2 separate regions of the Mus musculus genome follow, and region 2 is linked to region 1. Evidence: chromatin contacts called from ENCODE Hi-C or POLR2A ChIA-PET data. All regions are on one chromosome and are shown on one strand. The core of a region is the stretch at or near the end of the contact, and the rest is flanking DNA. Distances in the headings are between cores, read along the strand shown. Region 1 holds the start of Scd2 (stearoyl-Coenzyme A desaturase 2). Region 2 has its middle 19 kb from the start of Scd1.

Region 1 (4,182 bases), core at 1,196-3,695:
CCATTAGTACCTACATGCAGATACTGTTCTAGAAAATCAATTGTTCTAAAGAAACCCTTGCTCTCCGCTTCTCTGAGAGCAGCAAGAGGCCCTGACTATAGATGCAGTCCCTCCTTCCTGGTTCAATGTTCAGTTGTGTAACCACCCGCAAAGCACATGCGTGTCGCTAGGGGGCAGCACTACCCATGGCTCCCTGGGCAGCTGAGCTAGGCAGGTCAGTGGCACAGGGGCACACTCATCACAGTTGGGCTGTGGCTGCTCCAGGCTCTCTTCCTGCTCAGGAGGTATGTGTTAGGTGTGGAGAGAAAAGTGCCACAGCACAATGTGGACAGGAAAAGAGGGGCAGAAGGCTGAATAGAAGGTAAAACCTTCCTGCAATCTTATTTTATTCTAAGAATGGTCTGTTGACTGGCTTGTACCAAATCGTGGTACCATACACCTTTGAACTTGGATATACAGGAGCCTTCGTCATCTTTCTCCAGGCAAACCAGCCTAGTCTGGCCAGGCAGGAAGTCCAAACAGTTAGGCTTATAACCTACCCTCTGTTCTCTCTGCCTAAAACAGCATCCCATGGCTTTGTCCCCTCACTGGACTCAACAGGTTACCCACTAGGCCCGTGGTCTAGCTCTTGGCTCTGACGTCTCTGAGGCAGGCCCTGCTTCTCTTGTGGCAGGCAAAGCTGGGACAGGTGCCATCAAGTGACTCATACAGAAAAGCCTGCTCAGAGACCTCTGCATCAATGTTATGAGACTCTCAAGACTCAAGTTCCCCCCTCCCCCCATTCTTAACACCACGAGGTTCTTTGCCCAGTCCAGCTGGTCCAACAAGAACCAAAAAGAAAGGGCCACTGCCTTGGGTCAGAGACCAGAGGCCACCTCTTTAAAGATCAAGGAGAAATCTGAAGTATTGGCCCAAGACAAGGGGTGCTGCTCACCGAAGAGACAGGTGTAGAGCTTGCAGGAGGGAACCAGTGTGATCCCGTACAAGGCTCCCAAATGCAGCAGGGCCATGAGAATGATGTTCCTCCAGACGTACTCCAGCTTGGGCGGGGGCCCCTCATCATCCTGATAGGTGGGGTCATATAGATCATCTTTTAGTTCAGGGCGAACATCTGCTCCCCAGTGGTGAGAACTCTTTTCAAACTTCTCGCCTCCATTCTGCTGTCCCCCAGAAGGTGGCGCTGTGATTGTGGTGGTGGCTGAGTAAGCGCCAGAGATCTGCAATGAGAGGGGGTGGAGAATTAGGGACTGCAGACGCGTGGGGGCAGCAGGGGTTACTTTCCCTCTAATATAACTGCGGGAGAGATGCAATAACGGCCATACCCCAGTGCCAAGGTTGCATGACTGTAGAGCGCACCAATGGAACACGGAAATGTGCAGGCCATCGGGAATAAGCCTTATGATGAAGGGGCAGGAAAGGACGCTTTATTAGCAGCACCCTTAGCAACTCACAAAGGAAAATCTGCGCATATCGAAAAGAGGTCAGGTTTTACTTTAAGAAACACAAGTTGGGACAATCAACTGTACTGAGTAAAAATCCGGTTATCACCCGGTCCAGAAACAATCTATCAAGGTTGAGCAATTCGGAAATGATGGCTAAATGCTCCCAGCTGCTCTGAACTCTCTCCAACCCTCAACAGCCACCCACCTAGAAGTCCAATCTGCAACCGCCAACCTGAGGAGGGGGTGGGGGGTGGGGTGTAAGCTCACCTCTTGCAGTATGTGGGCCGGCATCTTGGCGTCGGATGCTGGGGTCACGTTCCCAGGGATGAGAACGTGCAGCGAGCTTCAGACCTCAGCGACAAAGGGTGCTATGACTAAGTTTCTGCAGCCCGCTGCGCGGTACAAGCTCTGGGCCAGAGCTGGCAGTGGGGTATTAATGTCCTGTATATCCTTAGGTTCGTTATATTGATCAATGACCAGATAAAAAATCAAAAACTGGCTGGCCAGGGCAGCCGCGGGCGGAGATAAGGATAGAAAATGAGAGGACGCCAAAATCGCAGCTTGCAGCCACCGGTGTCCAGGAGTCAGAATACTGCAGACACCAACACCGCATTGTCCCATCCCTAGCCAAGCGGAGGGGGGCGATGCTAATGAGGCCTTCGTAAACTCTGGCTAGTCATTGGCCGATGGGAATTTGGTACCACCTCGTCCTGCTGCTCTCATTGGCTCTGCACAATCTGCTGTTCCCTCTGCCTCCAGCTCCGCCCCCCCCTCCTCCCTTCTTTTTCTGCTCCTGGCTTCTCACCCATCCCCCGCTGGTCCTCCACCCAGCCCCCACCCTGCCACGGGGGCGCTTCAGCGCTTTCTCTGGAAGAGAAGACCCAATCTAGCAGTGGGGGTTGGCTACCGGGGCAGGAAGACGCGGAGAGGTACATAAAGTGGGAAAGCCACTAGAGCGCCGACCACTTGCAACTCCATCCGGTCTTTGCATTTCCAGAGGCGCGTGGGAGGGGAAATGGCTACCACCAACAGAGAGCAAAGCTGAGAGGGGCCTCCCTCCCCAACAGGCGCCTCTGTAGTCCCTTTTGGAACAATGGCTCAGCCTTGCCCACCAGCTCCAGGATGCTTACCAGATAATAACTCGGAGCTCTGGTACTGTAATCAAGTTTTCATAGATCTGTGGCTTGCCCATTCACACTGGTCTGGGTCACCATGGTCACTGTGCACACTCCGAGAGCACAGCCAAGGTCAGTCAGCAGTATCTCAATCCCACCCCTCACCCCCCACTTCCCACCTCACGCCTTGCGAATACATGTGGCACCTTTAGGAGACTCTTTTGTTGAAAGTTTGCAGTTTGCTATCTGAAAACCGCCGAAAAGCATCTAGCCGAGGGAGCCTTATGTATGTGGAGTAGGAACAGAGAGTGGGTATTAAATTATTACTGCAAGGTTCTCTGTGACCGCTCAGTGGGTAGCCCTGTTCTTCCACTCTAAGCAGGAAGAAGGGGACATAGGGACATACGGAGATGGGATAAACTGTTCAGCCGGCAAGGGGAGGAGCTAGCTGTGCTGAAACGCTTTCAAGCCACTCCTCAGAGGACCCTATGACCCTTGAACCTTGGGTGCTCTGACCTAACACACCTCCCTCGCTGCCCCATCTTCTCTGGGGCCTGTGTTAACTCTTTCAAGAGATAGAACTTGTAGCCTATGCAGGCGGTGCATTCACAGAGTACCTTCTGTATCCAGGTCACCCCATTACTGTATCTCCCACCTCTAGGAAAAGGGGTTGATAGACATCTTGTCTTCTCAAGAAGAGAGATGCCAGGCATTTCCTGAGACCAAACCAGACCTCTTGCCTTCTGGTCTCAGGGGCTTGCCAACTCTCTGGCTTGTGACCAGACACCTCCATTGCAGGCCTGGCTCACTGACCATAGCCAAGAATGCTGAACAAGACCAGGTGTCCTCAGCAAATGGCTGGCGGAGGCTCAGAGGTACTGTGTGAAGTTATCTGGAGATGTCACTTCCCCCTGGGTTGTCTGCGTGATGTCTGATCTTTTACTAGCTGTGGGTTTGTCCTTTGTCCTTGGCTGTTAAAAACAAACTCCCTTAGACTGTGAGGCCTTTACAACAGATACTGGCTCCTCACGGTTCTGGGGGCTGGGTATCTATAGCAAAGCCCCAGCAGTTTGATTCTGCCAAGAATGGGCCTTTGATTCTTAGGTGGCCATCTCTGTGTTCAATGGGGAAGGGGTGAGCTTTGTCTCTGGGGTTTCTCTTTAAAAACAAACAAAAAGATTTAGTATTACTTGTAATTATACGGACATGTGTGTGTGTGTGTGCATATGCACACATGTGTGAAGGTACTTGAGAATGCTAGAGGTGGCAGGTTCCCAGGAACTGGAGTTGAGCAGTCTGTGTGGGAACTGAGAATCCAACTCTGGTGCTCTGAAAGAACAGCAAATGCTCTTAATGGCTGAACCGCCTCTCCAAATCCTGGGGTCTCTTTTAAAAGGACCACTCCCATCATCCACAGGGTGTGTGTGTGTGTGTGTGTGTGTGTGTGTGTGTGTGGTGGAGCATCACCCTCCATGCTACTATTCCAGATACTGATGAAGGTCCACCAGATGAGTTGGGATTTCCAAGTATCTATTGCATGCTGCTTTGGGGAAGAAGACACAGTGTTTCCTTTGGAATGCCTTGATTGCTACTAAAGGCAGCTCTCCACTGGAGACAAACTGCCC
Region 2 (4,182 bases), core at 1,152-3,651, 95 kb before region 1:
GGAAAAAAGACCATCAATTTGCAAGGAGGGATATATGGGAGGATTTGGAGGAGCAAGAGGAGAAAATAGAAACTCTGTTACATTATAGTCTCAAAACTAAAAGAAGAAAGACTGGACAGTAATGGAATATACCTTTAACCCCAGTACTCGGGAGGCAGACACAAGCAGATTTCTGGAGTTTGAGGCCAGCCTGGTCTACAAAGTGAGTTTCAGGACAGCCAGGGCTACACAGAGAAACCCTGTCTCAAAGTGGGAGGGGCACTGATTAAACTAGTTGACTAAAGGCAATACTCAATATTCCGTTTAATTATAGTCTAGATTCAAAAGTCAAGGGAACAAATACAAGCCATGTGACAAAAGGCAGCTGATATATAAACTGTAGTCTGGCCACACTGAAGTACGGTAGTTGTAGAATCCAGAGAGCATGTACTAGACTAGTTAAAAAGGGTTTGTATCACTACACAAACACAACTCTAATTCTCTGAAACCTGAAGAAGCCAAGTTCTAAATCTACAGAGTGGAAGACATAATGATACATATGGATAGCATTCCTAGAGAGGAACACCGTGCTGTGGTCTAGATGACATCTCATCTCACTGTATAGCACGCTGTAAATACCTAAATGTGGTCCCTATGGCAGAATTCCCTAGGAGAGAAGAATGTGAATATGTTGTAATGGTCTGGTTGCAGGTCCCACTGTCCCCCTGCCTCCTGGCTATGTTGTGTGTGGAAGACAGGACAAAGCAGGCATACCCAGATATGTCTAATGCCTAGGAACCTGCTAGTGATACCCAGTTATACTGAGAGAAAGAGCCTGGTGGTGTGGTCTCCCTCCCTGGCTGGCAGTGGCAGGAAGCTAAAACCATGTCCAGCCACCTCGTACAACCTTCTGTTTGTCAGGAATAGATGCCATTCACCCTCCCTTAACATCCAACCACATGCTGCTTTAATCCCCTTTCTCTACCACGGCAGCTTGCCTAACTGTGCTCTCCTCCCCAAGCAAGCTCTGAGACCCTCAAGGCTACCTTCCTCTATTAGAACTGTCTCCCTGCTCCTAAAACAGATAGCACTGGATAGAATCAGGGAACAATCTCCTGTCTTCTTTTAGATTCTAACTCTGCTACCAACTGTGGGAAATGTCACAGGGAGAGTTCTCTTCTGTGACCCAGAGTTAACTACGTTGATTCTTGAATGTTGACCTTAGGGCAAGTGCCACAATCCCTAATTACAGGCAGCAAGGACTCTATTCTGAGGTTGCCAGAGGCAGAACACTCCCCCTTTGATGACCCAACTCTGCCTTTCCCCACAGTGCAGCTAAGCCTGCCACACCCAAGCCACAGAGGTACAGTGGTTCAGTGATTTGTCCAATGGTCTCAGAGAGACCCTTTGTCTTGACTATGCCCCACCCAGGCTTTAGTGGAAAGGCCAGAGATGGCTCAAGCTTGCTTGTGGCTCTAGTCTTATTCCTTTATAAAGATTCCAGACCAATAGAAGGATTCTCTTTAATTCACATACATGTATACTTAAAAATAAACACACAGGCACACACACACACAATTTGAAGAGGAATCAACTTTAACACACACACACAGGCACACACACATACAATTTGAAGAGGAATCAACTTAAACACACACACACACACACACACACACACACAGAGTCACCATTCAGTTATAATGGGCTTTCTATGTCTAGCTCCAGAGCATTAGGCTGCTCCACAGATAACATCTGCTAACTGTTCAGTTGTTTCTGTGGATGGTCCTGTTGTAGACATTTGTGTAAAAATTCTTAAGAACATTGTGGATGTCTGCAGCTGATTTGGGCACACGAGTAGGAGTGGAGTGACTCACTCACTGACCTTTTCCACGGTGGAGCAACCTTTTTAAACTTTCACTACCAATGTTCGCGTGATAACCTTCATTCTTCACGCGAACTCACTGTCCCCCGTTCCTCCAGTCTTTCACAAAAGCCTGTTCCCATCAACCCAGCCCTTTGTCCCTAAAGTACGACGTGGCAAGAGAAGCTGCACCTTGAGTAACTTCAGTTTCTGCCAACTAAAGCTTCCTGCCATGTTTTTTTCCTGGATCAAGGACAGTGTGAGGAGGAGCCATTTCACTGGGGTCACTAGGGCATTTCTCAGTGACCCGCGACACCTCCGAAAGCACTGTGAGCCTCCACAAACTGAGCTGGGGGTGGAGAGGCCGTGCAGAAGCTCCGCCTGCTCTTCTGGGGTGGGCGTTGAACCCTCAGCCCCACACCTTGGCCCCTCGCGCTCGCCCGAGGCTGGTCCTGGGTGCGGACACCCAGAGAGGCACGCCCTCCCGGGGTTATTCTCGGTCAGCACCCGCCCTCGGGGTCACTCGCGTTCACTCGGCCCACAGCGCCTGACCCCGCGCAGCCAATCAGCAGCCGCGCTGCGGCTCTGCCGGTCTGGAGGTGCGTGCGCACTTTGCGGTCTGGAGCCGGAGGAGAGCTAACTTGTTAAGTCCTATGTAGACACTGGCATCCCTCCTGCAGGGGAGAAAGGCAGGGAACTCGCGTGTGGCCTCTGGTCCAGGGCTGCCTTTTAGGTAGCGATTCCTACACTGAACAGACAGTAGACAGGGTGCGTTGTACTTAATCTGCACAGCGCGGGACCAGAGCTCCACTAACTCAGAACAGATTAAAGACCGGGCGGTCAAGGAGAGACCGGACAGGAAAGCAGTCTTCAGGAACCTTCCAGGTTGATGTCTCCAGGGATGAAGGAGTAGGAAGAGGGTAGGAAGGGGAAAGTACAGAAAAAGGCTGTGAATACCCGCCTGAAGAACCCAGAGTTTCGCTGTTTCTTAGAAAAACAAAACCTTTTGAGACAAGGTCTCACTGTGTAATCCTGGCTGGCCTGGAACCCGCTATGTGTAGAAATTCGTAGAAATCCGTCTGACTCCTGAGTGCTGACATTAAAGGCGAATGGCCTGATTGTTTCTCGTGAAGAGTCTTGTGCATGTAGGACAGAAAACTATGTTTCAGAAAGTTACTGTGTTGGCCGCAGTAGAGCAGAGGGCAGCCGCCTAGGGCTGGAAGGTCAGATCCTAGTTTTGATACAACTCCTGGGACTGGCAGGGACCTATCTGACTGCACGTGAGAAGAGCAGCATGGACTTGGGAAAGGGGACCTCTGAGAGGTGTTTGGAGCAGAGCACTCTGGGAAGTAGAACACGATGGAATTTTATCTTTAGTGGCAGCAAAGCCAGTGTTCACCCCTGCCAGCGTCAGAAAAAAAAAGCACCTTTGGGAAGAGAAGAGAGTAGGAATTTAGTTTCTGACATGAGAGTTGGGGTTGTAAGAAACCTTACATGCTTGTGGAAATATTACCCTGGGAATCTAAAGGTTATCGAGAGAAACAGAATAAGACTTCTCAATGACAGTGCAGCATGGTAACAAAACAATGTACAGAGCAAAGAGGCAGAAAAACACCAAACTCCCCCAATCAAAACCAAGCAAGCAACTAGACAGTGGCCTAACCACACACACAAAACTACAGTGGTGTTGTGTAACTGAAAATTAATTCCAAGTGCCAGCAAGAAGAGCTCTGGTGAAATACCTTTGGATTTCTGCCTCGTACTTTTTTCTTTTTTAATAGGTCAGTTAACATTTGAGGAAATACTTCGCAGTCATTAAGACTTTTAAAATGGTGATTCATGGATTTAGCATATGCAGAGCCCTGGTTCAAGTCCTAACCACAACCATCTTCTTGCTGAGTTGTGAAACTATTAATTGTCATTAAAAAAAAATGCTTAGTGAGGAGCTGGAGAGATGGCTCAGTGGTTAAGAGCACTGACTGCTCTTCCAGAGGTCCTGAGTTCAATTCCCAGCAACCACAGAGTGGCTCACAACCATCTGTAACAGGATTCGCTGCCCTCTTCTGGTGTATCTGAAGACAGTGACAGTGTACTCACATATATAAAATAAATAATTCTTTAAAAATAAAGTGCTTATTGGTGGGCTGCGAGACGGCCTTGAGTTTGAATCCCCAGAGCAGGTGAAATCTGGATGCTGCAGGTTCGTTAATCCTAGTTCACCCCTAGTGGTAGATCGGAGGCAGAGACAAACATCTTCTGGGGTGTCTACTACTAGTTGGCAGTGGGGCCTGGGAAAATGGAGCTGATAGAAGACTCAGAATAAAGTCTCACACAATGGCCAA

The links. Hi-C counts contacts between places; a loop is a spot of excess contacts on that map. ChIA-PET counts read pairs that join two places held with the same protein, here RNA polymerase II (POLR2A).
Region 2: a map of T-helper 17 cell shows a loop between it and region 1 (2.6-fold over the local background). The contact joins the enhancer-like site here to the promoter of Scd2 in region 1. A Hi-C loop is called at or near these places in 1 of 37 maps with a recorded cell type or tissue (T-helper 17 cell). POLR2A ChIA-PET finds 5 or more read pairs at or near these places in 3 of 5 experiments (all embryonic stem cell).

What each region holds. Positions count from the first base shown.
Region 1 is chr19:44,291,939-44,296,120 of GRCm38, reverse strand. It overlaps Scd2 (stearoyl-Coenzyme A desaturase 2), which reads right to left and starts at 2,445. Exons shown (of 6, transcript NM_009128.2): 1 at 1,710-2,445; 2 at 935-1,217. The coding sequence starts at 1,733.
Region 2 is chr19:44,386,844-44,391,025 of GRCm38, reverse strand. No RefSeq gene overlaps it. Among named protein-coding and RNA genes, the nearest start is that of Scd1, 19 kb to the left of the region's middle. Within about 2 kb of position 2,401, at least 2 of the 3 ENCODE cell types and tissues checked have a DNase peak (open chromatin) inside an H3K27ac peak, as active enhancers do.